Regions from separate parts of the Homo sapiens genome. Here all the other regions are linked to region 1. The links are chromatin loops, found by intact Hi-C in ENCODE. Cell type or tissue: CD14-positive monocyte. All regions are shown on one strand. Region 1 holds the start of MIR155HG (MIR155 host gene). Region 2 overlaps JAM2 (junctional adhesion molecule 2). Region 3 overlaps LOC105372753 (a long non-coding RNA gene).

Region 1 (8,000 bases):
ACCCTGTACCACAATAAATAAGCTGGTCAAGGCTGAAATGTGGGTCTATTTCTTCACTCACCATCTCTGTCTTACATTCTTCCAAAGGGCTGAACTTCAAGATCGTTGAGTACTAAACCTCCAGAAACTATTTTTATTTTTTTCTACCACTTTTTTTTTTTTAAGGAGAGAGATTGGAGGCTGGTTCCTAATCATTCCCTGTGATTATTGTAGGTTTCTGTAGAATTTCATGAAACTATGATGTTTTTAGCAAGACTTTGTCATTGATCTGTAGCTGTGCCAGTTGTCACAATCTATTCATCATTATTGATAATAAGTAATATCAAGAAGTACCACTCTTATCTGGAAGGTCATTGATGTGAGCTGCTCGGTCTCTGGAGGGTAAGATGAGGGATGAGAACACCAGCCCCATCAGCCCTGGAGACACATCCATATTACTTTGCGAGGGCTGCTGTGACAAGAGTACCGCAAACTGGGTGGTTTAAACAACAGAAATTTATTGTTTTTCAGTTCTGTGAGCTGAAGTCCAAGATCAAGATGTCAGCAGGACTGGTTCCTCCTGAGAGCTGTGAGGGAAGGATCTGTTTCAAGCCCCTCTCCTTGGCTGGTAGATGGCCATCTTTTCCCAATGTTTCTTCACACTGTCTTCCTTCTATATGTGTTTCTTTCTCTACACATCATGTTCTTTTTCTAAGAACACCAGTCATATTGGATTAGGAGCCAACCCTATTTTAATAAGACCTCATCTTGACTAATTACATCCACAAAGGCCTTGTTTCCACATAAGGTTATATTCTGAAGTACTGGTTGGTCTACAGCCATACCACCCCACACACACCCGATCTCATCTGAAGTACTGGGTGTTAGGACATCAATATATGAATTTGGGAGGTGGGGGGAGGGGGACACAATTCAGCCCACAACAACATCCATGGGGTACTTGTCCCGGCAGGTGGCCAGCTCTTACTTTCTCAAGCTATCCATTTGGAGCAGGTCCTTTTTTTTTTTTCTTTTTTTTTTTTTTTGAGACAGTCTCGCTCGCATTCCAGGCTGGAATGCAGTGGCGCGATCTTGGCTCACCGCAAACTCCGCCTCCCGCATTCATGCCATTCTCCTGCCTCAGCCTCCAGAGTAGCTGGGACTACAGGTGCCCGCCATCATGCCCGGCTAATTTTTTTTTCTTTTTTGTATTTTTAGTAGATTCAGGGTTTCACCATTCTAGCCAGGATGGTCTCAATCTCCTGACCTCATGATCCAGTCACCTCAGCCTCCCAAAGTGCTGGGATTACAGGATGAGCCACCGCGCCTGGCCTGGAGCAGGTACTTTTTATCCATCACCTTATTTAATCATCATATCCCTCTTAGTCTGCTAGGGTTGCCATAAGAAAATACCATAGACTGGATGGCTGATACAACAACAATTTATTTTCTCACATTCTGGAGGCTAGAAAGTTCCAGATCAAGGTCCTGCAGGGTTCGGTTTCTGGTGAGGACTCTCTTCCTGGCTTACAGGAAACCACCATCCCATTGTGTGCTCACATGACCTCTGCTTTGACTGATTTCTGAGAGAAAGGGAATTCTGGTGTCTCTTCCTCTTCTCATAAGAGCACTAGCTCTATGGGATTAGTGATCCACCCTTTTGACCTCATTTAACCTTTATCACCTCCTCACAGGCCCTATCTCCAAATGGGGATAACATTGGGGATCAGGGCTTCAACATATAAAGTTGAAGAGAACATGATTCAGTCTATAGTAATCCCTGATGGGAGACATCATTATTGTCATTTACAGGAAGCTGAGACATAAAAAGTTTAACGTTCAGATTCCACAGCTAGAATTAGTGTAAAATGCAGGTGTATTTGACTCCTAAAACCCATTTATCCATCCACTATTCTGGGTGTCTCAAACTGGGACCTAAAATGCGGAGGTTTGCACATGACCTGAAATTACTTCCACCACTGGGAGAAGGGAGGATTGAGCAATTTCCTGTTTCTATTAAAGTGCATTATACAAACTTGTCATTCTGGGGATGAAAGGTCACCCTAGAATTGCCTATGGGCAATTTCTTATAGTTCAACCTAGAATGAGAAATGGGAAATTCAGAAAGGCATTGTAGGCATCTGTAACCAGCAGAGGGACGTGCCCCACCTGGGTGGGGACCATGCATCCTTGCCACATGCCCCACTGCACAACTTCCCCAGCTCCTCAACGTCACATGGATCTGGAAAGCAGGGAGACTGGACTACGGAGCCAGCCCTCCAGGGTTGGAACTGAGTTTGAATCTCAGCTTGACTACTTACTAGGATCTAAGGTAACATGTTTAATCTCTCTGTGCTCAGTTTCCTCATCTGGAAATAGAGATTATAATGCTCCTCCCTCATATGATCATAGTGAGGACTGAAAGAGTTAATGCATATAAGGAGTGTTAGGACAGGATCTGGCACATGGTAAATGCTTTATAAGTGTTAGTTGTTATCATCATGATTATTCTTGTTTGAATTATAAGAGAAAAAGCATGTATCTTAAGAATAGAGGGTTTTAAAATGCTCCCAAGTTCCTTAACCAACCTGAGCCATCTGTAAATTAAGTACTATGGGATTTCCAGCTCTGACATGTATTCTGACATGTAACTGGCATCAGTTTAATACAAACTATTCTAAAATGTCTTGTGCCCTTGACAGGGAGGTCCAAGTACTGGATACTTGCAATGCAATCCAGCAGTGGCCCCGTCTTTCTTACAAAAAGGCCCCAGTCACATGTTGATGAGGCTAGATCTATTCCTGTCCTCCTTCTCTTCCCCATATTTCCTTATTCTTCTTCAAGTCTAAACGTTTATTGAACTGAGACCCATGAATGAGTTACTCGACTAGGCTTGTAGGATAAACTTGCCAGGCTTTAGATCTATTTGTTCCTTTCCATCCCCCAAAATCAAATGGCTGCTCCAGGAAAATGTTCCCCTTGTGGCAGGGTCCGGGAGAAAAGAGAGAAGCGACAAAACCAAAAATTAAAACGACCGAAGTCCCATATGCTCCAGGAATATGTCCTGGAGATGGGAGTGGAGGGCAGGGGGAGAATGTTGTTGAGGTCAAAATTTTTGAAGTTTTAAGTCCTATATCTTGACATCCCGAGTATAAATGCGGGTACCAGACACAGTACAAACGTTCTCAAAGCCCAGTTACGTATTCCAAACCAAACGCGGGCTCTTGAAGGGTGATGAGGTAGGGATGAAATCCAGGATCGCCTGAAGACCATTTCTTCCTCTCTTAGGGACCTGCTGGTCTCCAGCTGATTCGGTCCAGGAGGAAAAACCTCCCACTTGCTCCTCTCGGGCTCCCTGCAAGGAGAGAGTAGAGACACTCCTGCCACCCAGTTGCAAGAAGTCGCCACTTCCCCCTCCAGCCGACTGAAAGTTCGGGCGACGTCTGGGCCGTCATTTGAAGGCGTTTCCTTTTCTTTAAGAACAAAGGTTGGAGCCCAAGCCTTGCGGCGCGGTGCAGGAAAGTACACGGCGTGTGTTGAGAGAAAAAAAATACACACACGCAATGACCCACGAGAAAGGGAAAGGGGAAAACACCAACTACCCGGGCGCTGGGCTTTTTCGACTTTTCCTTTAAAAAGAAAAAAGTTTTTCAAGCTGTAGGTTCCAAGAACAGGCAGGAGGGGGGAGAAGGGGGGGGGGGTTGCAGAAAAGGCGCCTGGTCGGTTATGAGTCACAAGTGAGTTATAAAAGGGTCGCACGTTCGCAGGCGCGGGCTTCCTGTGCGCGGCCGAGCCCGGGCCCAGCGCCGCCTGCAGCCTCGGGAAGGGAGCGGATAGCGGAGCCCCGAGCCGCCCGCAGAGCAAGCGCGGGGAACCAAGGAGACGCTCCTGGCACTGCAGGTACGCCGACTTCAGTCTCGCGCTCCCGCCCGCCTTTCCTCTCTTGAACGTGGCAGGGACGCCGGGGGACTTCGGTGCGAGGGTCACCGCCGGGTTAACTGGCGAGGCAAGGCGGGGGCAGCGCGCACGTGGCCGTGGAGCCCGGCCTGGTCCCGCGCGCGCCTGCGGGTGCCCCCTGGGGACTCAGTGGTGTCGCCTCGCCCGGGACCAGAGATTGCGCTGGATGGATTCCCGCGGGCAGAGGCAGGGGGAAGGAGGGGTGTTCGAAACCTAATACTTGAGCTTCTTTGCAAAGTTTCCTTGGATGGTTGGGGACGTACCTGTATAATGGCCCTGGACCAGCTTCCCTGTTGGAGTGGCCAGAGAAGTGTGTAAAACACACTAGAGGGGCAGGGTGGAAAAAGAGACTGCCTTCAAAACTTGTATCTTTTCGATTTCATTTTGAAAAATAACTACAAATCTATTTTAATTTTACAAAGTTAGACTCATAGCATTTTAGATATCAATGTCTTCATTTAACAGAAGTGAAGATGGAGCAAACGCTCAATCAGCGTCTGTATTTATTCGCTCCTGTTGTGCCAGGGTGCGTTTTTGCCGAGCGGTTGCCTTTCTTTACTCACAAAACCCCCTTGATGTCTGTCCTCCACGTTTTACGAGGGAGAGCCGGATCTTTTGAAGTTTGTATCATCTAAAGCAGGTATATTGGGATGACTATGGATAGAATTTAACCTGAAAACACTGAAGTTGACAGCTGACAAAGATATAAGAATCCAAAGTATGTTAAAAATTAAGGAGCTGAGGCCCACAGAAGTGAAGTTACTTTTCCAGCATCACACAGCAGATCTAGGACCCTGTGTGATTTGAAAAGGCCAAGGTATCTAATGATGCTCATAATTTAGTTTACATTTTGTGTCAAATAGATGAGGTCAAGTGGACATTATGTGTATATTCCAAAGCCAAAATTACTGCTTGTAATATCCATTCATCTCTCCGAAGACGTAGTGCCTCTTTTATATGGCTTTAACCTAATGTATAATCGAAGTGAATTAGGGCAGCCAGACTTTTAATCACAGGACTGATCTTTTAAAAACGGGTATATGTAAAGTTAATTGCTTATCTATGTGAACAGTAATATACACTATAAAAAGTTTTCAAGGCAACTTCCTGCCTGTGGTTTAATTTGATAGTCACAATGATAGGAAATTGGCAGGGTTAGGTGGTGGTATCTACATTTTGCCCATGAGGACTTGTGGCTCAGAGAATTTGAGTTTTTTCTAGTAAGGTCACTAGGTCCCTAGTGCACAGCCTGCTTTTAGGTACGGATGTGGGATGGGGGTGTCGGCAGACCACAGGGTTTTGACTCTCAGTTTGGGCTCATTTCCATGACTCCTTGCTGCCTCCCTGATTTCTGTCAAATGACCAAAGCACATTTAGTAATTACTTCTGCTGCAAGGACTACTCCTTATTAGGCTGTGATAAGTAAGTTTCCTCACATAGTGGGTCAGCTCACTCTGGCCACAGGACCCAGCTTCCTAACCACACACATTAAGAAAGAGAAAAATTAGCACTGTCTGAGACCTACAACCACTTCAAGGGAGAACAGTGGTGTTTGCACAAATGTCTACTTTTGTTTTAACCTAGTCATGTGTAAAAAGTGTAATTCACTGGTCTTTACCAAAAAAAAAAAAAAAAAAACAACAACAAAAAAAAAACAGGCATCATAGTCTGCCTGTGCTGGACGCTATGCTAGACACTGGAGAGACAAAGGTGAGCAGGATAGGCACAACCCTACCCTTACAAACCCAGAAAGTTAGAGGAAAGGCCATCAGGACATTGCTGTGCAATTTGATATCATTTCAATTTTGGTAACATAGATATTTGAACTAATTAGAATGTGCTACAAATTTTGCCATTCTTTACTTTCCATATGCCAACATGGAAAATTTGTAACCCTCATCTTTAAATACCTCATCTTACCAGTCCTCTATAAATCAAAAAATCTACCCCAAAAAGCCCTAGGTTTTAACTTTTGAAAAGTTTTTTTTTATCAGCTTTTCAGGTCATGACTAAGATCTGCCATTCAATTTAAAGGAATTCTTTCATTTTAGAGTAATAGTTACTAAAATCCTTTATTCCTACCTCCTTGAGAATCTAATGGAAATTTTATATGCTCTTCCCAGAAAATTTTTGTTAATGTGTATCCTCACACACCAATTTGCATTCGATGTTAGCAGGCTAGAGACTTCCTTGAATCTCAGCCATGACCCTCTTCGGGGGTCCACTTTCATAATCAGTATTCTAAACCTAGTAGGCATAAATAGCTTGAATAGAGGAAAGTGGTATGTAGACTCTTGCCCTTCACTTGGACTGGGCACCTCTATCACTTGGACTGGGCACCAGCTAGTGCCCTTAACTAGCTGGTGTCTCCATTTTTGATAGTCATTGGCTATTGCTTAGCTGAAGCTATTGATTTTAACAGCCTTATTGTTTTGATATCAGGCTGCCACTCTGCAGAAGTCTAATACTGGGGAAGGAGCACCGGCCTGAGAACCATGGTTTGTTTCTAGGACCAACTCTGCAGATTTCTGTGCCTCATTTTGCTCATCTCTAAGATGGGTGGTTGATGGGTGGCAGGGACTGAACCATTTCTAAAATCCCTTACACTGATGAAATTCTGTGATTCCAGTGTAACTACCAAGCTCACTTTCATATACCTCCTGAGACACAGCTGGTCTTAGTGAATTTATATCCTCTATGTCCAAAGTAAGTCAAAGTAAGTACCACTATAATTCACTATAGAATGTATTTTTGTCTTTCACTGATCTTACTGGACTCAAAACTGTTACATGTTTCCTTAAATTAGATAGAATAAAAAAATTGTGAAACACTACTTTTCAAGGAAAAATATTACAATTTTAAAAGCCTCTTTTTATCCCACCTCTCAGTAGCTACAACTTTCATATACGAGTTTCACATATATATGAAAAAAATTTTCTTATCTCAGACTCTTAAGGAAATGCAATGCTTTTAATATGATCACTGCTGTGTAATTCTCATCTGCCCTGAAACACTTGTTCTGTCCATCAATCAATGTATTTGGGTTTACAATATGCAGAGCCTCAAGCAAAACCAGTGCAAAAGCACATCTATCCTCAAATAGGCACATCATATGTCTGAGCAGTTCAGCATCCTCACTCACAAGTCCAAGGCTCTCAGCAATGTGGAAGAAGATGTGATTCCTAAAATTACCACCCTTACACACAGTGACACACTCACCAGAAAGTGAGGCTTAACATAGCTTAAGTGGCTGTAGTTTAAAACAGATTGTGAATATCTGTGCTAATTCTGAGAAACAATTAGCAGACATATTAACCAATTAGCACAGATCACTAATATCTGTGCTAATTGTTAGGACAGATTAGCACAGATATTGCTACCTTGTGTGGGTAGACAGGGTTAAGGCACTGGCAGAAGGAAAGATTAGTGAGGAATATCAAATAGCTGATTTAATGAAATTGTGAGGCCGATGTTTGGATAAGGTGAAACAGTGCCCTACAATGACATTTATGCCAGTTCTCCATAAACAAGAGTGTTCTACACAAATTATAAGTTCCTGGCTGTCTTAACAAAATGCTATGGTCCTTTATATGCTCACACAAATAATGGTTCCAAGCATGGGAAACAGGTGCCAGATTGCCCAGGTAGGCATCCCAGCAGCATGCTCCTTAGCCACTGATTAACCTTGCGCAAGTTATTTCACCTGCCTGTGCCTCAAGGCCCCTGTGTTTCAATGGGGAGGGTGTGAATACTCATTCCTAAGGTTGTGAGGAGGAATAACTGAGTTAGTATACGTCAAACACTTAGGTGCTTGGCACAGAGGGAGCCTGTGTAAGTGTTTGCTATTATTTTGTTTCACTAGATGATCTTGTGTATTATAAGAAATCAATTTGGAAGGTGAGATACAAATGCAGTCTGAGAAAGTAAAGACGTTTTAAAGACATTTTACTGTGTCATGAATTTTCAGAGACCACACTGACATGGTAAAAAGTTGTTTGGTTTTTAGAATTTTTGTTTCAGAATGCATATCCTTCTCCTTAACCAAAAGAAAAACTACTAAAATA
Region 2 (8,000 bases), 86 kb after region 1:
AATCTGTTTCCATGGCTTTTCCAGCTTCTGGAGGCGCCCCACTCACGGCCCTGTCCTGCCAGGCTGCCACCTGTCCCCACTCACGGCCCTGCGACACCAGGCTGCCACCTCTCTTGTTCTCTCTCTTCTGCTTCCTTCTTCCACTCATCAGGACCCTTGTCATTACCTTGGGCTTACCTGAGTAACTCTGGATAATTTATCCATTTCAAAGTCAGCTGGTTAGCAACTTTCATCCATCTACAACTGCAATTCCTATTTACCATGTAAAGTAAGATATTTATAGGTTCTGGGGAGTAGGATGTGGACATCTTTGTGGGGCTATTATTCTGTTTCTCACAGCAGCCAAAATGAGGTTATGCACAGCGACAGTGTTTTCAGTGCTGTAGCCAAGAATATTCTAGATTCCATGAAGCCACCATAACTTTTACCTTTAAAGTATAACTCATAGTGATATAAAGCTGGTTGGTTTTTTGGTTTTGTTTGTTTGTTTGTTTGTTTGTTTTATTTGAGATGGAATCTTGCTCTGTCACCCAAGCTGGAATGCAGTGGCGCAATCTCAGCTCACCACAACCTCCACCTCCTGGTTTCAAGCAATTCTCCTGCCTCAGCCTCCTGAGTAGCTGGGATTATAGGCTCCCACCACCACGCCCACCTAACTTTTGTATTTTTAGTAGAGACTGGGTTTCGTCATGTTGGCCAGGCTGGTCTTGATCTCCTGACCTCAGATGATCTGCCTGCCTTGGCTTCCCAAAGTGCTGGGATTACAGGCGTGAGCCACCGCGCCTGGCCTAAAGCTATATTTTTTATTAGTTGTATTTCAAATTGCATAGTATGGTGGTAAAGAACATGCACTCCAATGCAGCACTCTGTGCTCTTACCAGCTGTGTGATCTTATACAGGTTAACACCTGTATTATGTCAGTTTACTCATCAGTGTTGGTGATAATCCCAATAAGAGTGCTTACCTCATAGAGGTTTAGGGAGAATTACATGTATAACACACTTAGTAAACTGAAGAAGCCATTGAAGCCTTTTGACATTGAATATCAGTTTGATTTGCATTTTAAAGAGAATGCATTGGATGGAGTATGGTGAATGGAAGGATTGGGGTGGGGGGAGTCAAACTGGGGAGACCAGTTAGAAGTTATTGGAGTAGTCCAGGCAATTGCTTGTGTAAGTACTTATTTTATATAGTTTATTGATAAATATACTCACATAATTACACATACACATATAACCACTGACAATTGCTTTTTACAGTTGTCACCTAATGATGCGATGTGTTCTGAGAAATGTGTCGTTAGGTGATTTTGTTATTGTGTGATCATAGAGTGTACTTACAGAAACCTAGATGGTAGAGCCTGCTGCACACCAAGGCTATATGGTGTAGCCTATTGCTCCTAGGCTACAAACCTATACAGCATGTTACTGTACTGGATACTGTAGGCAACGGTAAACAGTTGTAAGTATTTGTGTACCTAAACATATCTAAACATGGAAAAGGTACAGTAAAAACAGCACAAAAGATAAATGGTACACCTGTGTAGAAACATATCATGAGTGGAGCTTGCAGGACTAGAAGTTGCTCTGAGTGAGTCAGTGAGTGAGTGGTGAGTGAATGTGAAGGCCTGGGACATTACTGTATACTACTGTAGACTTTATCAACACTGTACACTTAGGCTACACTAAATTTATAAAACAATAAAGTTCTTGTGTTACAGCAGTACGGGCGTTATAGCATCACTAGATGATAAGAATTTTTCAGCTCCATTATAATCTGTGGGACCACTGATATGGTTCATTGTTGACCAAAATGTCATTATGCAGTGCATGACTGCATTTGAAATGTAGTTAATTAAATCTGATCAGGAATTTAAGAAAAATGGCTCTTTGGTTTTTAAGGAAAAAATTTTTTAATCATGTGTGCTGTGTTTTCAACTTTCTGTTCAGTTCCCAACCTATAAACATGAAACAGTAGCTCTTTTGGTTACTATGTATACCTTCTTTCAATGTTATTCTCTCTCCCACACGTAAGTTTATTTTCAGTATTTGTTTCCAGTGTTTCCAGAGTTTCCCTGAGTTGTCACCCTTAGAATGGTCATTTTACTTGATTTGATATTCAGAAGAGTGGCCTTCTAAGTTCCAAAGTGTGTGAGTGTATGCATGCATCGGGTGTGGGGGGAAAGAGAGAGAGAGAGAAGGAGAGAGAGAGAGAGAGGGAGGATGGATGGATGTGTGCTCAGATAAATGCCTGCTGACAGCAACACAAAACCCTACTCTATGAATCTTCAGGCCAGTGAATGGGTAGGAAATGCTCTCCAGTTTGAATTGTTCCTACATTTTATGAGCAGAGAAGCAAATCCTGTGAAAGTATTTCAAGAGCTGCCCTCTTAGCTGTCCATTGTCTTGGCTCAGAAAGTCCTAAGGAAGAATCCTTGTAAACTTAACAGACAGGAATTTTGGTTTTTACTGGAGAGCTCTGCTTTTCTTTATCGCATGTCATCAGCATCAAATTTTTATTTGTTTTGTTGGGTTTTCTGTTTTGTTGTAGTTGTCAAAATTTTCTACTGGGATAATTTAGGACGGGCTTGTCTTTATATTTGTAAGGAGTAAAAATGCATAACCTGGTCTGTCTTCTTTATGCTAGGTTTGTCCAATTTGCTTGCTTTCATTTTGTCAATGCAGTCACCTGCTGTTTTTACTCTTCGCTTTCTTCACATTGTGAAACTTCCTAAATACATACTATGGACAAAACCAAAGATAAAAATGAATGAATTGTTAAACACATTTTCTTATATGTCTAACTAAAAATAATATATGCTTAGGGTAAATTCAAACAGAGCAGTAAGTTTACAAAACAAGAAATAAGTCTCCTTTCCAGCCTTCCTGACTCCTTTGCTTCTCAGATAGACCATCCTTAAGTTTCCTGCAAATGGTTTCAGGAAATTAGAAAAGAAATAGTTCCAGTATATATAAGCATACTCTTATAATTTCTTTAGAAATAAAGATCACAATTTATTATGCTTACTGCTGTATACCTTCCAGAAAATCAAATCATATTATATATAGTGTTGTGCACCTTGCTCCAAAAAGTTATTTATGTTAGTAATTAAGGTACAACCTAAAGCTCAGTCTACAAGCAGGACAGAAGATAACATCTTATAGAGGCCTTTAAAATTGTTGCACCAAAATGCAGTGGGAGCTATTTTCTAACTAGAACCACCAAAAATAATGGAACAAAATGATTAGTAAAACAAAGGGAAATAAACTTCCAAACCAGTAACCAAATATGGAAAGGGAAAAATTCCAAGCAAGATCCAGTTAAAAAGTCCAAAGGAGAACGTGTGTGCACCCAGAGAGGACAGAGACACTAGCACCAGCTAAGATTCACAGACAAGTGCAAAGGGGTGCTATTTTTAAAGGAGACCAAAGAGGAAATAATGACCACAAATAAAAAGGGAACATGTCAAACTTCTGGGCAAGTGCTAAATTTGAAAAGAGAGAATGGTGTTTATGTTTTTTAAAAAATGCACTAGAGGGCTGGGCGCTGTGACTCACGCCTGTAATCCCAGCACTTTGGGAGGCCAAGACGGGTGGATCACCTGAGGTCAGGAGTTTGAAACCAGCCTAGCCAACGTGGTGAAACCCTGTATCTACTAAAAGTACAAAAAGTAGCTGGGCATGGTGGCATGCACCTGTAGTCCCAGCTACTCAGGAGGCTGAGGCATGAGAATCACTTGAACGTGGGAGGCGGAGGTTGCAATGAGCTGAGATTGTGCCACTGCACTCCAGCCTGGGCAACACAGCAAGATTCTGTCTCAAAAAAAAAAATTCACTAGATGCATTTTCAAATAGGAATGGATTTTGATCAGAAGCAGAACTGACACAATGGAATAAACAATAACTCAAGTATGCATTTGTCCAATAACTGAAACATGCAGCCATCTATGTCATAAAACATTAAAATTGTACCTAAGCATATTGGAGACATGAGATTATTGTACTGTCCATATAGTGCTTTTGGATCCAGAACAAGTCAGGTTCTTTTGTGCCGTGTGTTTGTGTGTGTGTGTGTGTGTGTGTGTGTAAACGAGTGAACATCTATGCCATTTTATCTAGATACAGTACTTCTTCCCAACCTCCATTCATCTCTGTTGTTGTTGCTATTGTTCCTCATATGGCCAAATGCAATTTCTCCCTGAAGGTCTAACTCCAAAATTCCTTGCGCCTTCTCTTAATTCTTTCCAACTCATCAATTCCTCAAAGCTGATGTCTACTGTATATTATACTCTGGTGCTTTTGGTATATTCTTTATTCTCTTATGGCACTTACTGAGCTGTACTGTTACAATTTTTCCATGTATATCTCTCTGTATTGTGAGCTTGCTGGAGGCAGAGACAACACATCTTTAGGTCGTTGGTACCTAGAGTACTGCCTGGCACATTTAATACTTGATTAAGTAGAATTACATAAGCTGGAATTTAATGTTTATTTGTTTTGTAGCTTCATAAAATTATATAACTTTTTAGCAATAAAAACCTCAAGACATATGTAAAATTAATAGTCTCAAATGAATGCATAATATTACTGCTCCTAAAACTCCCTCCTCCTCTTTTTAACAGTGGCCTCCCTAAGATATAAGGAAATATAAAGACTGGTCTGCCTTATAGGATTTTAAGAAATTTTCCAGATTTCCTGATGCCTCCTTATATCCTAAAAGCACATAAGTTCCTCTTGAATTAGTAAGCATTGATTAAAAACTCAGATGAGTCAAACAATACACCCCTCAAAAGTTGCTTAATCTAGACTAGAACAAAGCACGTATTAGTGTGTTCTCACGCTGCTGTAAAGGACTGCCCAAGACTGGGTAATTTACAAAGGAAAGAGGTTTAATTGACTCTCAGTTTCGCATGGCTGGGGAGGCCTCAGGAAACTTACAATCATGGCAGAAGGGGAAGCAAACACATTCTTCTTTACTTGATGGCCGGAAGCAGAAGTGCCGAGCAAAAGCGGGGAAAGCCCTTTATAAAATCATCAGATCTCATAAGAGCTCATTCACTATCATGAGAAAAGAAAGCATGGAGGTAACCACTTCCATGATTCAATTACCTGCCACCGTGTCTCTCCCACAACATGTGGGGATTATGGGAACTACAATTCAAGATGAGATTTGGGTGGCGACACAACCAAACCGTATTAGCATGTTAGTTGTAAAAGTTCTACTCTCTGGAGCAGGGAATCTCCAGACTTTCCCCTCATGGCCTAATCTCTTTGTTACTCAATTGATATAATAGCAATCTATATCCCATAATGAGCAAAAGTTTATTAAGAGAGATGAGACAATAGAGACTGTTTTAGTCTATTTCTGTTGCTGTAACAGAACACCTGAGACTGGGTAATTTATAAACAAAAGAGGTTTACTTGGCTCCCAGTTCTGGAGCCTGGGAAGTTCAACATTGGGCAGCTACCTCTGGCAAGGCCCTCATGCTACATTAAAGCATAGTGAATGGCATCACATGTGGAAACACCTGCAGGAGCAGCAAGCAAGTATGTGCAAAAGAGACAAAACACAAGTGATGGCCTCATTTTTTAACAACCTGCTCTTGCAGTTACTAATCTAGTCCCATGAGAACAAGAACTCATTTGCTTCTGTGAGAATTAACCCAGTCCTATGAGAATGGGACTAATATCTTCGTGAGGGTGGCAGAGTCTTCATGACCCAAACACCTCTTAAAGGTCCTACCACCTCTCAACACCATTATACTGGGAACTCAATTTCCTATACATGAATTCTGAGGAACACATTTAAACCATTGTAGAGCCTGATAAAGTGATCTTCATTTCCAAATCAAAGATGATTTTCCTAGGTGTTCTTGTCCAGTATTTTTATAGGTTGGTGCAAAAGTAACTGCAGTTTTAGCCGTTACTTTTAATGATTTTGTGGGATCTTGACACTTGCTCATTAGCACTTAAAAAATTACCCCTGGATCCAGGTGAGTCATTGTCTCTGCCAAGAATCTCATTCAGCATTAGGCAAATGCCAAAATCAGATACATGTAAGAATCTCAGCTCCATTGTGCTACTGCCACCCAGGACAGCTATCTAAAGATGCTGGCATGTTCAAAAAACACTGAATCAGTGATCTTCAAACTTTTTTATATTACATATCCTACTTCATTTCTTAAAAGAGGATATGTCCTGACGTGTGTTTTAATAAATTGTAATATGTATTTCTGTATCAACATATTAATCATAAAACATATAATACATAGAATAAATATCAAATGAATGAGACAATGGAGAATTAATAATACACTAACGGGGCAGAAATGAAGTGGTTATAGCCCTATATTATAGTGTTCTATAAAGCCTCTATAAGTAAAATAATGTGAGATTGGTACATGAATAGACAGACAAGCCAATGGAAGAGTATATAAAGTCCGGAAATTATGCCAACTTCATTTAGAAATCACGTGTATGTGTGTATGTGTGTGTAAAATGGTAGCATTTGAAACCATGGAGAATGCTTAATCAATATTGTTACAACTGGGAACCATTTGAGGGAAAAATGGATCAGAACCTGATATTCTCCATGAGAATTAATTTCAAATGGATCAGAGATCTAAATGTAAATAGGTAAATAAATAAATAAAACCATACCTCCCCCCGCCAAAAAAAAAAAAAAAAAAAAAACAAAGTATGGATCTGTTCTTCTGTAAACTGGACTATAAATCAAATGAGTGTCTGCATGGAAAAAATAAAACACCCTAAACAAATCCAAAGATAAATGACTAATTGGGAAAGGATATTTGTAAGTTACATCTCTGACAGAGTATTATCACTGATATAAAAGGAACCCCTAAAAATTAAAATACAAATATCAAAATTTTATAAATGGCACACAAAAAACCCAGAGTTCCCAGAAGAAAAATTTAAATGGTTCTTCAAATATGAAGCTTTTCTCAGTATAACTTAAAATGCAAATTAGATTGTCCCAAAGATAGCACTTCTTCCCTTAGCAAAATCACATAAACTCATCCACATACTCTGTTATTGAAGTTGTATGGAAATAGGCATTCTACATACTGCTGATGGAGCTGTGAGATGATACAACTGCTATGGAGCAGCAATATGTAGAAAAATTCTACATCTAGCCTTTGACCCATCATATTCAGCAATATGTAGAAAAATTCTATATTTGCCCTTTGACCCATCAACCCCGTTACTGGGAACCTGTGTTAAAGCTGTAGTTGCAAAAACAGGACATGCTTTATGCATGGTGTTATTTCTTTTTTATGCATTGTATTATTTATTTCACAACTATTATAAAAATGATTGAAAACAAATGCCCATTTATAGGGGATTGGCTAAATAAATAACACAATGGTAGGCACTGTAGCGATATAAAGGAATGATGGTGATCTCTCTGTACTGTCATCTCCAAAATATAGTAAGTGAAAAAAGTAAGATGCAGAACAATCTAGTGCAACATGCTACATTTTGTGTATGACAGAAACACTGGCAGGTTAAACTGTTAACTAATGAAACTATTAACAATAGGTAGAACAGGAATGGAACAGACTTCTCTTACTATGTATAGCTTATTACATAGATTTCATTTTGAAATTTTAAATGTTTTATTTCAAAAGATAAAATTCACTAAAATAGCCTTCCCTAAAAATGGAAAACAAATGGAAATAAATGAACTTACTGAGCTGGGCATGGTGGTTTACACTTGTAATCCCCATACTTTGGGAGGCCCAGGCAGGAAGATTGCTTAAGACCAGGAGTTCAAGACCAGCCTAGGCCATATAGGAAGGCCACGCCTCTACAAAAAAGAAAAATAAATAAAAATTAGCTGGGCATGGTGGCATGCCTGTAGTCTCAGCTACTCACGAGGCTGAGGTGGGAGGTTTGCTTGGTCCTGGGAGATCGAGGCTGTGGTGAGCTGTGATTGTGCTACTGCACTCTAGCGTGGGTGACAGAGAAAGATGCTGTCTC
Region 3 (8,000 bases), 120 kb before region 1:
GCCAGCACTCAAGTGGGAGAGGAGCCTACACTCAGAGTATTGAGAGGGGCATGGCTGCAACTGTGAGAAAATATAAGGAAGCCACATGACTGAGCAAGAGCCCACCAACTGATCAATACACCTAAGTACCACCTACTCGATCACACCTCAAGGCTTCAACACCAAAAATACCTCATTAACAGACTCCTTTGAGAAACCAAAGACAAAAAGTCAGCTACAAATAAAGACCCTGCACAAAGGCTCAGCTCCATGAAAACACACAGAAAAGAAGTTTATTGACTGTATCAATCTACACTACAGTTAAAGGAACACCCACATGCAGAGATGAGAAAGAACCAATGCAAGAATACTGGTAACCGGTAACTCAAATGGTCAGAGTGTCATATGTCCTCCAGATGATTGCACCTGTTCTCCAGCAAGGGTTCTTAACCCTGTTGAGCTGGCTGGAATGACAGTATTCAGAACATAAATAGAAATGAAGATCATCGAGATTCAGGAGAGTGGCAAAGCCCAATCCAAGGAAACTAAAAACCACAATAAAATGATACAGAAGATGAAAGATGAAATAGCCAGTATATATAAGAACCTGAGAGAGCTGACAGAGCTGAGAAACACACTAAAAGAATTTCACAACACAATTACAAGTATTAATAGCAGAACAGACCAAGCTAAAGAAAGAAAATTAGAACTTGAAGCCTGGTTCTCTGAAATAAGACAGTCAGACAAAAATAAAGAAAAAACAATGAAAAGGAATGCACAAAACCTCCAAGAAATATGGAATCGTGTAAAGAGGCCAAATATATGAATCACTGGCATCCCTAAAAGGGACGAGGGGAAAGCAAACAACTTAAAAAACATATTTTAGGATATCGTCTATGCAAACTACCTCACCTTGCTAGAGAGGCCAAAAGTCAAACTCAGGAAATACAGAGAACCCCTGCAAGATTCTCCCCAACACACATAATCATCAGAATTTTCCAAGGTTGAAATGAAAGGCAGAATGATAAAGACAGCTAGAGAGAAAGGGCAGGTCACCTGCAAAAAGAGAACACCATCAGGATAACAGCAAATCTCTCAGCTGTAACCCTACAAGCAAGAAGAGATTGGGAGCCTATATTCAACATTTTTAAGGAAGAAATCTTCAACCAAGAATTTCACATCAAGCCAAACTAAGCTCCCTAAGCAAAGGAGAAGTAAGATCCTTTTCAGATAAGCAAATGATAAGAGAGTTTATTACCACCAGACCTGCCTTACAAGAGATCTTGAAAGCACTAAATATAGAAAGAAAAGACCACTACCGGCCAATACAAAAACACTTAAATACACAGACCAGTAACACTATAAAGCACAATACAAACAAACCAGCATAGTGACCAGCTAACAACACAATGAAAAGATCAAAACCACACATGTCAATACTAACCCTGAATATAAACAGGCTAAATGGCTCCATTTAAACGGTACAGAATGGCAAGCTGGATAAAAAGGCAAAACTCAATGGTATGCTGCAAGAGACCAATCTCACACATAATGACACCCATAGGCTCAAAATAAAAATAAAAAAATGGAGGCAAATCTACCAAGCAAGTGGAAATCAGAAAAAATCAGGGGTTGAAATCCTAATCTTAGACAAAACAGACTTTAAATCAATAAGGCTTTTAAAAAAAAGACAAAGAAGGGCATTACATAATGTAAAGAGTTCAATTCAACAAGAGTTCAATTCAACAATTTAACTATCCTAAATACATGTGCACCCAACATAGGGGCATCCAGATTAATAAAGCAAGTTCTTAGAGTCATACAAAGAGACTTAGACTCCCACACAATAATAGAGACTTCAACATTCCACTGAAAGTATTAGACAAATCATTGAGGCAGAAAATTAACAAAGATATTCATGACCTGAACTCAACATTGGACCAAATGGATCTGCTAGACCTGTACAGAACTTTCCACCCAAAAACAACAGAATATACATTCTTCTCATCGCCACATGGCACACACGCTAAAATTGACCACATAATTGGACATAAAACAATCCTCAGCAAATGCAAAAAAAATTATACCAAACACACTCTTGGACCACAGTGCAATAAATATAGAAGTCAAGACTAAAAAAAAAATTGCCCCAAACCATGTAATTACATGGAAATTAAACAACATGTTCCTGAATGACTTTTGGGTACATAATGAAATTAAGTCAGATGTCAAGAAATTATTTGAAACTAATGAGAACAAAGCTACAACATACCGGAATATCTGGGATACAGCTAAGGCAGTGTAAAGAGGGAAGTTTATAGCACTAAACACCCATGAAAAAAAGTTAGAAAGATTTCAAATTAACAAGCTAACATCACAGATGAAAGAATTAGAGAAGCAAGAGCAAATCAATCCCAAAGTTAGCAGAAGACAAGAAATAACAAAAATCAGACCTAAACTGAAGGAAATTGAAACCAAAAAACCCTTAAAAGATCAATGAATCCAGGAACTGGAATTTTGAAAAAATTACTAACATAGAGCACTAGCTAGACTAATAAAGAAAAAAAGAGAATAAATCCAAATAAACACAATTAGAAATGATGGAAAGGATACACCACTGGCCCCACAGAAATAAAGATAACCATCAGAAACTACTGCAAACACCTCTACACACACACACTAGAAAACCTAGAAGATATGGATAAATCCCTGGAAACATATGCTTTCCCAAGGCTGAGCCAGAAAGAAATCGATTCCCTGCACAAACCAATAATGAGCTCTGAAACTGAATGAATAATAAATAGCCTACCAAGAAAAATAAAAAGGACAAGATGGATTCACAGTAGAATTCTACCAGATGTACAGAGAGAGCTGGTACCATTCCTACTGAAACTATCACCAAAAATTGAGGAAAGGGGACTCCTCCCCAACTCATTCCATGAGGCTAGCATTATCCTGATACCAAAACCTGGCAGAGACACAACGAAAAAAGAAAACTTCAGGCCAATATCCTTGATGAACATTGATGCAAAACCAACATCCTTGATGAACACTGATGCAAAAATCCTCAACAAAATACTTGTAAACAAAACGCAGCAGCACATCAAAAAGCTAGTCTACCACAGTCAAGTAAACTTCATCCTTGGGATGCAAAGTTGGTTCAATGTACACAAACCAATAAATCTAATTCATCACATAAACAGAACTAAAGGAAACAAACATGATTATCTCCATAGATGCAGTAAAAGTTTTTGATAAAATTCAACATCTCTTCGTGTTAAAAACTCTCAATTCACTAAATATTGAAGGAATATACCTCAAAATAATAAGAGCCACCTACAACAAACCCACAAACGACAGCATACTGAACAGGGAAAAGCTGAAATCATTCCCCTGGAAAACTGGCACAACACAAGAACGCCCTCCCTCACCACTCCTGTTCAACATATTATTGGAAGGTCTGGCCAGAACAATCAGGCAAGAGAAAGAAATAAAGCATATTTAAATAGGAAGAGAAGAATTAAAAGTATCCGTTTTTGCAAATGACATGTTTTTATATCTAGAAAACCCCATAGTCTCAGCCTAAAATCTCCTTCAAATGATAAACAACTTCAGCAATGTTGCAGGATACAAAATCAATGTACAAAAATCACTAGCATTTCTATACACCAACAACAGCCTAGCTGAGAGCCAAATCAGGAATTGAATCCCATTCACAATTACCACAAAAAGAATAAAATATCTAGGAATACAGCAAACCATGGAGGTGAAAGATCTCTACAATGGGAATTCCAAAGTGCTGCTCAAAGAAATCAGTGATGACACACACAAAAAATATGAAAACATCCCATGGTCATGGACAGGAAGAATCAATATCATTAAAATGGCCATACTGCCCAAAGCAATTTACAGATTCAACGCCATTCCTGTCAAACTACCAGTGACATTCTTCACAGAACTAAGAAAAAAAAACTATTTTAAAATTTATATGGAACCAAAAGAGGGCCCAAATGGCCAAGGCAATCCTAAATGAAAAGAACAAAACTGGAGGCATCATGTTACCCAACTCCAAACTATACTATGTGGCTACAATAACCAAAACAGTATGGTACTGGTACAAAAACAGACACATAGACCAATGGAACAGAATAGAGAGCCCAGAAACAAGCCCACACACCTATGACTGTCTTTGACAAAGCTGACAAAAACAAGCAATGGGGAAAGGACTCCCTATTAAATAAATGGTGCTGGGATAACAGGCTAGTCATAAGCAGAAGATTGAAACTGGACTCCTTTTTTACATCATATACAAAAATCAACTCAAGATAAATTAAAGATTTAAATGTAGAACCCAAAAACTATAAAAACCCTAGACAACTTAGGCAATACCATCCTGGACACAGGAATGGGCAAAGATTTTATGACAAAGACAGTAAAAGCAATCATAACAAAAGCAAAAATTAACAAATGGGATCTAATTAAACTTAAGAGCTTCTGTACAGCAAAAGAAACTATCAACAGAGTAAACAGACAACCTACAGAATGGGAGAAAATATTTGCAAACTATGCATCTGGCAAAGGTCTAATATCCAACATCTGTAAGGAACTTAAACAAATTTACGGAAAAAAGCAAACAATCCCATTGAAAAGTGGACAAAAGACATAAACAGGTATTTTTCTAGAAAAGACATACATGCAGCCAAAAAGCATATTTTAAAAAGCTCAGTATTGCTGATCATTAGAGAAATGCAAATTAAAACCACAATGAGATATTGTCTCACACCAGTCAGAATGGTTATTATAAAAAAGTCGAAAACTTACAGATGCTGGCAAGGATGTGAAGAAAAAGGAACACTTATACACTATTGGTGGTAACGTAAATTAGCGCAACCATTGTGGAAAGCAATACGGTGGTTTCTCAAAGAGCTAAAAGCAGAACCACTGTTGGACACAGCAATTCCATTACTGGGTATATACCCAGAGGAATATAAATCATTCTACCATAAAGACACACGCATGTAAATGTTCATTGCAGCACTATTCACAATAGCAAAGATATGGAATCAACCTAAATGCCCAACAATGACAGATTGGATCAAGAAGATGTAGTACACATACACCATGGAATACTATGCAGCTATAAAAGAGAATGAGATAATGTCTCTTGCAGAACATAGATGGAGCTGGAGGATATTATCCTAGGCAAACTAATGCAGGAACAGAAAACCAAATACCACATGCTCTCACTTATAAGTGGGAGCTAAATGAGGAGAACTCATGAACATAAAGGGAACAACAGACATTAGGGCCTATTTCAGGGTAGAGGGTGGGAAGAAGGAGAGGAGGAGAAAAAAATAGCTATTGGGTACTAGGCCTAGCACCTAGGTGATAAAATTATCTGTACAACAAACCCCCATGACACGAGAGCTTACCTATAAAACAAACCTGCACATGTACCCTCGAATCTAAATTAAAAGTTTAAATAGTAGAAAATCACAAAATTTAAAAAAAGAAAATAGCCATACTTACCATGCTTATGGATTTGCTGGTGTTCATACTTCTTAAGGGTAGAATATTTTAAACAATTGGGAGAGGAATGGGACCAGGTAGGAGCTTCCCTTTGGCATAGCTTCCATTCCATAGAAAAAGAAGAATCAAACAAGAAGGACAAAACACCCAATGAAGCGATCCATTGATGTGCTTTGTGTAAACGCAATTGAAAGCTTAGAATCCAAATATTTTATGAGCACAAAGTGTAAGATAATCACCAAACATGGACTAAGCCTTTGAACTTTGGATAAATATTTTTTAATCTTTGATAGACTTCCATCTACAGGCAGAAATAAAAACAAAAGTCAATTTGGTATTGATCAATTGCTAAGTTTTCACTGGAAATTTCAACTAAAGGTAACTCACTTTTATAAAAATATGAACAAATTAAAACCAAAATTAGTAGAAAGAGTGAAGTAATAAAGCTCAGAACAGAAATAAATGAAATAAAGATTTTTAAATAATTTATAAGATCAACAAAATAGTTATTTTTTGAAAAGATGAACAAAATTGACTAACATTTATATAGAATAACTAAGATAAAATTGAAAAGACTCAAATAAATAAAATCAGAGGTGAAAAAGAAGACATTTTGACCAACACTAAAGAAATACAAACGATCATAAGAAGGTATCATGAGTGGCTATATGTAAACAAAACTGAAAACATAGAAGAAATGAATAAATTTTGTTACACATACAACCTACTAAGGTTAAATTATCCTTTCTGATCCAAAAAAATAGAATATTAAGAGCAAAAATTATGTAGAATGTCTGGGACATTTTTCATTTGGATTAATTCACTTTGAATTAAAATAACAGCAACTAAAAGTCATCTGAGGATTCAGTGATAATTCAAATTGCATTTTAGTTCTAAAGCAATTAACTTTCAAAACTCTCAGTTTTAGAAGGAAACACTATCAAATGGACATGCTGCCTAGGATGGTGCCTTTAGACGAAGGGGCTGAGTAAACATTCGATGAATTAATACATGCATTTTGAAATTGATAGTTGCACAGACTATGTTTTGTAAACTGGAGTGTTATAATATGGGAGCTCAATGTATTCAGTTGAAATTCCTGACTTAGCTACGTACTGTTTGTATAAACTTGAACATTTACTTAATTTTGTTAAGCTGCAGGTCCTACTGTAAAAATATGGGTAAACATTTAAGTACCTCTCAGGATTTTTTGAGAAGTAAGTAGGTGGCCCACAATAAATAATTTGCATTGTTTTTGGTCAGCAGTAGGCTTTAAAAATCAAATACTATTATTAAATAGTAAAATTATGTAAATCTGTATGCTAAATATTAATTTCATGCTTCAGTTCATTTTATTTTGTAATATTTGGATTTTAATGTCTCAACTAGTCCCCAAAGGAGTGGAATGCAAAATTTGAAGTCTTCTTTGAGTAAATGAACTGTATAAATCTCAATGTCAAGTTTGTTTAAAAAATTGAATTGCTGTGTGACCGACAAATGTCTTGCAAATATCTTTTAGTCTTTCATTTTCCCATTTTCAGTGTTTTCACTCCTTCCTCTCTCCTCTCTGGCTCCATTTACACACATTTTAAGAAATAAAAGCAATATATTAAAAAATGAGGCTGTGTCCTGCAGGGATGGGTGCTGCTGAGATCAGGTAAAATGAGTAAAAGGGATGCCAAGCACTTTGCCAGACACATGTTGGTCATTCACCAACTGACGCAAAACTCAATGCCAAGTGGTTGAACGCTTAGCCACAGAACATACTGAGACTCTACTGCTGATCTTCCTGTGGTAAGACAGAAAGGGAAGCCCAAAGAAGAGAGTTACATGTTCCCTCCCTGTGAAATTCATCCCTTTTCAATAATCCCTCGGGGAACTGCCCAGCCCCTCATCTGTCCAGTTTTTGGTCAGGCATGACCTTCTTTAACATTTATAGAGATTTACTGTCTCAGATACTATTCTAAATGCTTAAGTGTATGAAATCATTTAACCTTTACCACAATCCCATGCAGAAGATCTAATTACTACCCCATTTTACAGATGAAGAAAATGAGGCACAGAGAGGTTAAGTTTCTTGCCCTGCATCACAGTGAAGTGGCAGAGCAGAGATTCAAACCTAGGCATTCTGATGCAAGGATTTGTGCTTTCATCATCTTACCATCTCTGCAAAGCCTTCACCAATTGCCTCAAGCATATTTTACTGTAATTCCTCCATACTCACTTGGAATACATTTGTTTTCATAAATGTCTAGAGCATCACTGTCCAATAGAAATAAAATGTGAGTGATGTGAGCCACATACATAATTTTGAATGTTCTAGTAGCCACATTTTAAAAAATTAAATGGAACAGGTGAAAATAATTTTAAAGCTATACTTTATTGAACCCAATTGTGATGTTTAGTTTTATGTACCAACCTGGCTACCCTATTGTGTCCAGTTGCTTGGTTGAACAAAAGCCTAGATGGCACAATAAAATATTTTTCAGATG

Evidence for each region. A loop is a pair of places that touch in the nucleus more often than their neighbours do. Peaks named below come from ENCODE experiments on the same cell type or tissue, not always from the same donor. Only the 100,000 strongest peaks of a DNase experiment are listed, where the experiment ranks them.
Region 2: a loop joins it to region 1, with 4 times the contacts of the local background. A loop is called at or near these places in 3 of 110 quality-filtered maps.
Region 3: a loop joins it to region 1, with 2.5 times the contacts of the local background. A loop is called at or near these places in 16 of 110 quality-filtered maps.

What each region holds. Positions count from the first base shown.
Region 1 is chr21:25,558,379-25,566,378 of GRCh38, forward strand. It overlaps MIR155HG (MIR155 host gene), which reads left to right and starts at 3,767. Exons shown (of 3, transcript NR_001458.3): 1 at 3,767-3,879. RefSeq lists enhancers at 3,302-3,351, 6,494-6,573 and silencers at 3,732-3,821, 3,832-4,111, 7,032-7,091. In CD14-positive monocyte, CTCF peaks have their summits at 3,880 and 4,097 (motif pointing left); DNase peaks (open chromatin) are centred at 1,573, 1,993, 3,633 and 3,783; H3K4me3 peaks cover 2,813 bases; H3K27ac peaks cover 1,111 bases.
Region 2 is chr21:25,644,392-25,652,391 of GRCh38, forward strand. The region is part of intron 1 of JAM2 (junctional adhesion molecule 2); the gene reads left to right. LOC124905001 (a long non-coding RNA gene) reads right to left here. Exons shown (of 2, transcript XR_007067826.1): 1 at 7,711-8,000; 2 at 1-2,741. Among named protein-coding and RNA genes, the nearest start is that of JAM2, 9.1 kb to the left of the region's middle. In CD14-positive monocyte, no CTCF peak of the experiment used is centred here; DNase peaks (open chromatin) are centred at 3,480 and 4,900; H3K4me3 peaks cover 737 bases; H3K27ac peaks cover 1,576 bases.
Region 3 is chr21:25,440,733-25,448,732 of GRCh38, forward strand. It overlaps LOC105372753 (a long non-coding RNA gene), which reads right to left. Exons shown (of 10, transcript NR_188560.1): 10 at 5,765-8,000. It also overlaps the pseudogene CYP2C63P. Among named protein-coding and RNA genes, the nearest start is that of LINC00158, 13 kb to the left of the region's middle. In CD14-positive monocyte, no CTCF peak of the experiment used is centred here; no DNase peak of the experiment used is centred here.